2 separate regions of the Homo sapiens genome follow, and region 2 is linked to region 1. Evidence: read pairs that join two places in POLR2A ChIA-PET (ENCODE). Cell type or tissue: MCF 10A. All regions are shown on one strand. Each heading gives the region's core, and the rest is flanking DNA. Links, peaks and the distances in the headings are about the cores only.

Evidence for each region. ChIA-PET counts read pairs that join two places held together with the same protein. Peaks named below come from ENCODE experiments on the same cell type or tissue, not always from the same donor. Only the 100,000 strongest peaks of a DNase experiment are listed, where the experiment ranks them.
Region 2: POLR2A ChIA-PET joins it to region 1 with 12 read pairs; 11 of 35 experiments call an interaction of 5 or more read pairs at or near these places.

What each region holds. Positions count from the first base shown.
Region 1 is chr11:118,263,001-118,265,913 of GRCh38, reverse strand. It overlaps MPZL2 (myelin protein zero like 2), which reads left to right and starts at 1,617. Exons shown (of 6, transcript NM_005797.4): 1 at 1,617-1,818; 2 at 2,817-2,913. The coding sequence starts at 1,761. RefSeq lists an enhancer at 1,816-1,865. In MCF 10A, for the core only: no CTCF peak of the experiment used is centred there; a DNase peak (open chromatin) is centred at 1,453.
Region 2 is chr11:118,209,321-118,212,233 of GRCh38, reverse strand. It overlaps JAML (junction adhesion molecule like), which reads left to right. Exons shown (of 10, transcript NM_001098526.2): 4 at 1,522-1,747. Among named protein-coding and RNA genes, the nearest start is that of JAML, 14 kb to the left of the region's middle. In MCF 10A, for the core only: no CTCF peak of the experiment used is centred there; no DNase peak of the experiment used is centred there.

The sequences.
Region 1 (2,913 bases), core at 93-2,592:
TCCCTGCAAAGTTGGAAGCCAACCAAGATCAAGTTTCCTTAACTCTTTTTCTTTCAGGGTCCTGGAGCTGAACTCTTCTGACCTACATACCAGAAAGGCTGTATCTTATCCTTCCTCACCAACATCTGAAAGGTTCCCCCAGCAGACTGATTTTAGGTCCCTTTCTGAACTAGAATCTGACAAAGACGCCACACAGTTTTCAGAAACTCTCACCATGCAACAGATTTTCACTAGCACACAGCTGGTCTGCATTTGGGGCCACCTCTGCTTTCTGAGTTCCAACACAATGGATTTTTGTGGTTGTCTACCTGTTTTTGCTCCATGCCCATGTCATCTTTCTCCTGTTGCTTTCTGTTTTCTGCACTTCTGCATTCTCCTCTCTTTTGGTAGAATTTTCTCTTTTCTTCCCTCTTTATGATGTTTTATTTTTTTCTACTCAGCCTGCCGCCTTCTCTTGTTCCTGCCACCCTTTCTGCTCTGGATTCAGCTAGAAGATTTTATGAGTGACTGAAGAGTTTCTAGACTGCTAATCCAGGGATAAACGCAATCTGTCTTTTTTCAGGGTTAGATTCCCAGCCCAGCCTACTTCTTAACTGCATGTGTAATCTTCATCCCCCTCCTACCGATGTTTCTGTGCCGCTTCATTAATCTGTAAAGATGACCCACCCTCTTTCCAGACAAGGAGGCATCTTTTCTCGTTTAGATTCCTCAGCTCTTTAGACTTCTCAGTCATTTAGCTATTCAAAAAATGACAGATGAAATCCGAGGCACAACAAAGTTATCATGAAAACCTTTTCCTTGAGAGCCCCATGTCTGATTGTTCATATTAGCTGTTATTTGGTGGAAAGAACGCTAGATTTTTAAGAAAAGTTCTGGTTTTGCCACATGGTAGCTGTGCAACCTTGGGCAAATCATTTACCTTCCTCGGGTTCTTAGCGTCCTCACTGGTAGAATGGGAATGCTTCACAAGGGCGTTAATGGAGATGAAACAATCAGCAGGAGAGCACTTTGTAGATTGCACTCGGATGGCAGGGTGAATGAGCAGGGATGGTGTCCTCATTTGTTTTTAAAGTCTTCAAAGGTAAAGGATTGTTAAGCATGGAGATTTGATTTGTTGTTTCTGCCAGGTCTCCTGGAAAGCTACAAACTAGAAGAAGTGCAGGAATCCTTGTGGTAACAGGGGTATCAGCTTTTTGTCCACAGAGGGTCCTAAGGAATTCCGACTCCCGTTTTGAAATTGTATCGAATCCAGTCCCAAGTGAATGTGGCCCTGGGGTGGTGCTTTGAGAAGTGGAATCACTGCAGGACAGTTTCAACATTCACTTCCCAGGCAAGCCTAAAGCCTGTTTTAAAAGGGCGTGTGGGGGCCAAACCCATAACAGTCTGGGACATTTCAGACTGGCACCACCTCCTCTGGCTGTTTCCGAGGCCATCTAGAGGCCAGAGCCCAGTCAGATTAACTGAAAGTAAAGAGAGGACTGCGGGAGTTTGGGACCTTTGTGCAGACGTGCTCATGCTCGTTCGTGTAGAGGGCGGGAGAGAGGAAAGGAAGGAGGGCATTGGGAGCTGAGGCCCCACCTTTCATTTCAGAAAAGTGCACAGGCAGAGCGGGCTGAGTCACAGGCACAGGTGAGGAACTCAACTCAAACTCCTCTCTCTGGGAAAACGCGGTGCTTGCTCCTCCCGGAGTGGCCTTGGCAGGGTGTTGGAGCCCTCGGTCTGCCCCGTCCGGTCTCTGGGGCCAAGGCTGGGTTTCCCTCATGTATGGCAAGAGCTCTACTCGTGCGGTGCTTCTTCTCCTTGGCATACAGCTCACAGGTAAGAGCCGGCGGGCTTCTCTCAGAGTTTCCTCCTTCACTGCTCACTCTATAAAGTTAGCTAATTGTCTTAGAAGTTGCAAGACTTTTGTTTGGGAGCCTGAGCCACAGATACAGTTTGTTTTACTTTGGGTTTTACTGAAACCAAAGTTGGTGGACTGTTTTTGGAGAACTGCTCTCGGACAAACAGGTTTAGGTGTGTTCAGCTGCCAGTGATTCAGGCACAGAGAGGGCTTTCTAATCTCAGGTTACATGCCATTTTTTTGTGTGTGGCTGTTCTCAACCTCCCACTGCTGGCAGGACTTGGCATTTGGATTTCTGTGTGTGGGTCTTGTCTGTGACTCTCAGCAACACCAGGAAAGTGGAGATTGTTAGAGAGAGACCTACTGTGATTTTGAAAGTGCCCCAACACACACATTCTAAATGTAAATATCAAGTTTAAAAAAATGCCACGTGGTACAAAGGTTCTAGGGGTGCAGGCAAACATAAGCTGTCTGGAGTTGATTAATTCAGTTTCTGCAATAGACTAGTAACAGTATGAAATCCACCTAAGGACCCATCTGGAAAACTTACCTGCTAGGAGACCACTTTACATACAACACATAATGCTTAACCTTAATACATAATGTAATGTCTAATCAATGTTATGATTCATTTTAATTTTTTGTTTATGCTTTCAATTCTATTTGCGGATGTTTGTAGTTTGTTATAACAGTTTTGAAGTCAGTACCACGAGGCGAGGCTTTAATGCTGTGGAGAAAGTAAAAGCACTGCGAAGGCTTGCTGTGTGGTAGTTTAGTTGTCACATGGAATGGGAGGGTCCAGGCTGCATACAGGTAGGAGTATGTAGATTCTGGGTGAAGTAAGTTTGGGAGATGGGGCATCTCAGTTTCACTTTACTTTAAGTCCTACTCAGATATTTATTTTGGAAGTGTCAGCAGAAGTTCTCACAATACTACATCCCCTGTTAACCCTTCTTTTTCTTCTTTTTCATTGCAGCTCTTTGGCCTATAGCAGCTGTGGAAATTTATACCTCCCGGGTGCTGGAGGCTGTTAATGGGACAGATGCTCGGTTAAAATGCACTTTCTCCAGCTT
Region 2 (2,913 bases), core at 92-2,591, 54 kb after region 1:
CTGGGTAAGTAAGTTACTCAACCTTGCTGATCTTAGCTTCCTGAGCTGTGAAGAGGAAGGCAATTACAATAATGGTAATGCTTACCTTTCAAGTAGTTAAGGGGCTGATGGGAGACACAAACTTGAAATGAGAGGTTCCTTGTTCTTGCACATGAAATTCTTTGAGTTTCCTTCCTTTATCTCTACCCTTTGTTAAGTAGCAGAAGCAGGTGAGAGGGGTAAATTCCGAGGTTCTAGAAAGGAGAGCTCTGACCTAGGCATAAGAACTATACCACAATGATCTTTTTTGGGGTGGGGAGGAGGACAGATTCTTTCAGTGTTTCACTGCTCCATGTATGTGCTGGGGAATCATCATTTTCTCCTTTGTGGCTGCTTAAAGTGTTGGGATTAGCAGATGCAGCATGGTGGGCGAGGTTCTTTCATGGAGCTCTTTGGAGTGAGGAACAGTGTATTAAGCCTCATCAGACAGTCTGTATAGATACTCGTATATCAGGATCATTTGTGAAAAACATCCCAAGTAGTTTGTTACTAACAATAAAGTCCTAATGTTTGCAAACAAAATATTGTTTTTGTAGCTCAGAGCACATTCCCTGTTGTCCCTATAATGCTACTCTCATTCAAATTTTTATTGGCCTTTATTTTTATACGAGGGATAAACCCATAGTGTAAGTAGAAATAAGAATTTCTGCTGGGTGTGGTAACTCATGCCTGTAATCCCAGCACTTTGGGAGGCTGAGGCGGGGTGATCACTTGAGCTCAAGAGTTTGAGACCAGCATGGGCAACATGGCAAAACCCCATCTCTATAAAAAAACAAACACAAAAATTAGCTGGCTGCAGTGGCATGTACCTGTAGTCCCAGCTACTTGGGAGACTGAGGTGGGAGGATCACCTGAGCCTAGGAGGTTAAGGCTGCAGTGAGCTGTGATTGTGCCACTGCACTCCAGCCCGGGTGACAGAAGAAAACAATACAAAACCAAAACCAAAAACAAAAGAATTCCCCAGGGCCCAGCCTGGAACCATTCCCTGTGGATGACTCCTTTTGTGTTACGATACTGCTGCCGGGAGGAGGGTAGAAATGAGAAAAGTGGCAGCCAGCCGGCCATGCCTGGAATTCTTACGCCAACACCACCCACAGCACTAGTGAAAATAGATCATGCATTTGAATGCCATCTAATCCGGGGCTGTGGCAGAAAATAGGGTGAAAATGAGAGATGGTTTTCAAAAGTTGTAAGTTAAAAACCGTAGAGTGATCTTCAGAGTGGGTGCTATATTTTACCTTAAACTGTAAGAAATAAAATGTGGACTGCATTTCTCCATTTGTCTTTGTAGAAAGGGAGTTGCAGAGCTTGTGCAAGTTAGACTGTTGCCTGGCACATTATTTTTATTAACTGGGTACCAAATGCTTTTGGATCATGATCATGATGATAGCTCTGCTGCCCCCACATAACAGAGTCTTTGGGATCCAGGCTCCTCGGTCTGGCACCTCTTTTGATTGTCTCCAACACTGTTTTGCCCTTCAGGACGAATATGTGCTATACTATTACTCCAATCTCAGTGTGCCTATTGGGCGCTTCCAGAACCGCGTACACTTGATGGGGGACATCTTATGCAATGATGGCTCTCTCCTGCTCCAAGATGTGCAAGAGGCTGACCAGGGAACCTATATCTGTGAAATCCGCCTCAAAGGGGAGAGCCAGGTGTTCAAGAAGGCGGTGGTACTGCATGTGCTTCCAGAGGAGCCCAAAGGTACGCAAATGCTTACTTAAAGAGGGGCCAAGGGGCAAGAGCTTTCATGTGCAAGAGGCAAGGAAACTGATTATCTTGAGTAAATGCCAGCCTTTGGGCTAAGTACTTACCACAGAGTGAATCTTCAAAAAATGATCATAATTATTTCAGTCAATAAAAATAGAGTTATTTTATTAAATAAAATATTGATAATTATTGTATTATTACTTTAAACACACTTCCCCCTCACAAAAGCCCTGTGAAGGATGTTTTGTTCACATATATGTCCAAATATGTTTTGGACACATATTTATTAAATGGAATAAATAGTACTTGAACCCTGGCACCTCTGACAACAAAGTCCATGTTCTTTTTACTATGCCCTAATACCTTTCATCAGTTATCCACATTGATGCTACATCTGTATTTTATAGGTACCCTATGTTAGGTGATCTGGGGGATAGAAAAGAAATAAGCAGGCCAGGCTCAGTGGCTCATGCCTGTAATCCTAGCATTTTGGGAGGCTGAGGCAGCAGAACTGCCTGAGCCCCAGGGTTCAAGACTGCAGTGAGCTATGATGGCACCACTGCATTCTAGCCTGGGTGACAGAGCAAGACTCTGTCTAAAATAAAAAAAGAGAAAAGAAAAGAAAAGAAAAAAAAAGAAAAAGTCTGGGTGTGATGGCTCATGCCTGTAATCCTAGCACTTTGGGAGCCCGAGGTGGGAGGATCACTTGAAGCCAGTTTGAGACTAGCTTGGGCAACATGGTGAGACCCTATGTCTAAAAAAAATAAAAAATAAAAAAAAAATAATAATAATAGCTGGGCATGATGGCACATGACTGTGGTGGTCTCAGGTACTGGGGAGACTGAGGTGAGAGGATCACTTGAGCCCAGGAGGTGGAGGTTGCAGTGAGCTGTGATCACACCACTGCCCTCCAGCCTGGGTGACAGAGCTGAGACCCTGTCTCTTAAAATAGAAAAAAGAAGAAAGGAGCAGATCTTTCTAACTCTTCTTTGCACTTTATTTTTCCATTTATAAGTGGAAGGAGTGGGTGGTTTTAAAATTTGTGCTCTGTAGAACCTTAAGCTCCAAAGAACATGAAGGGTAAGAGCGGGGCAGGGGTAGGACCCTAGGCTCCCACCTGCATTGCAACCAAAGTCCTTTTCCTTTTTCCTGTTGTATTC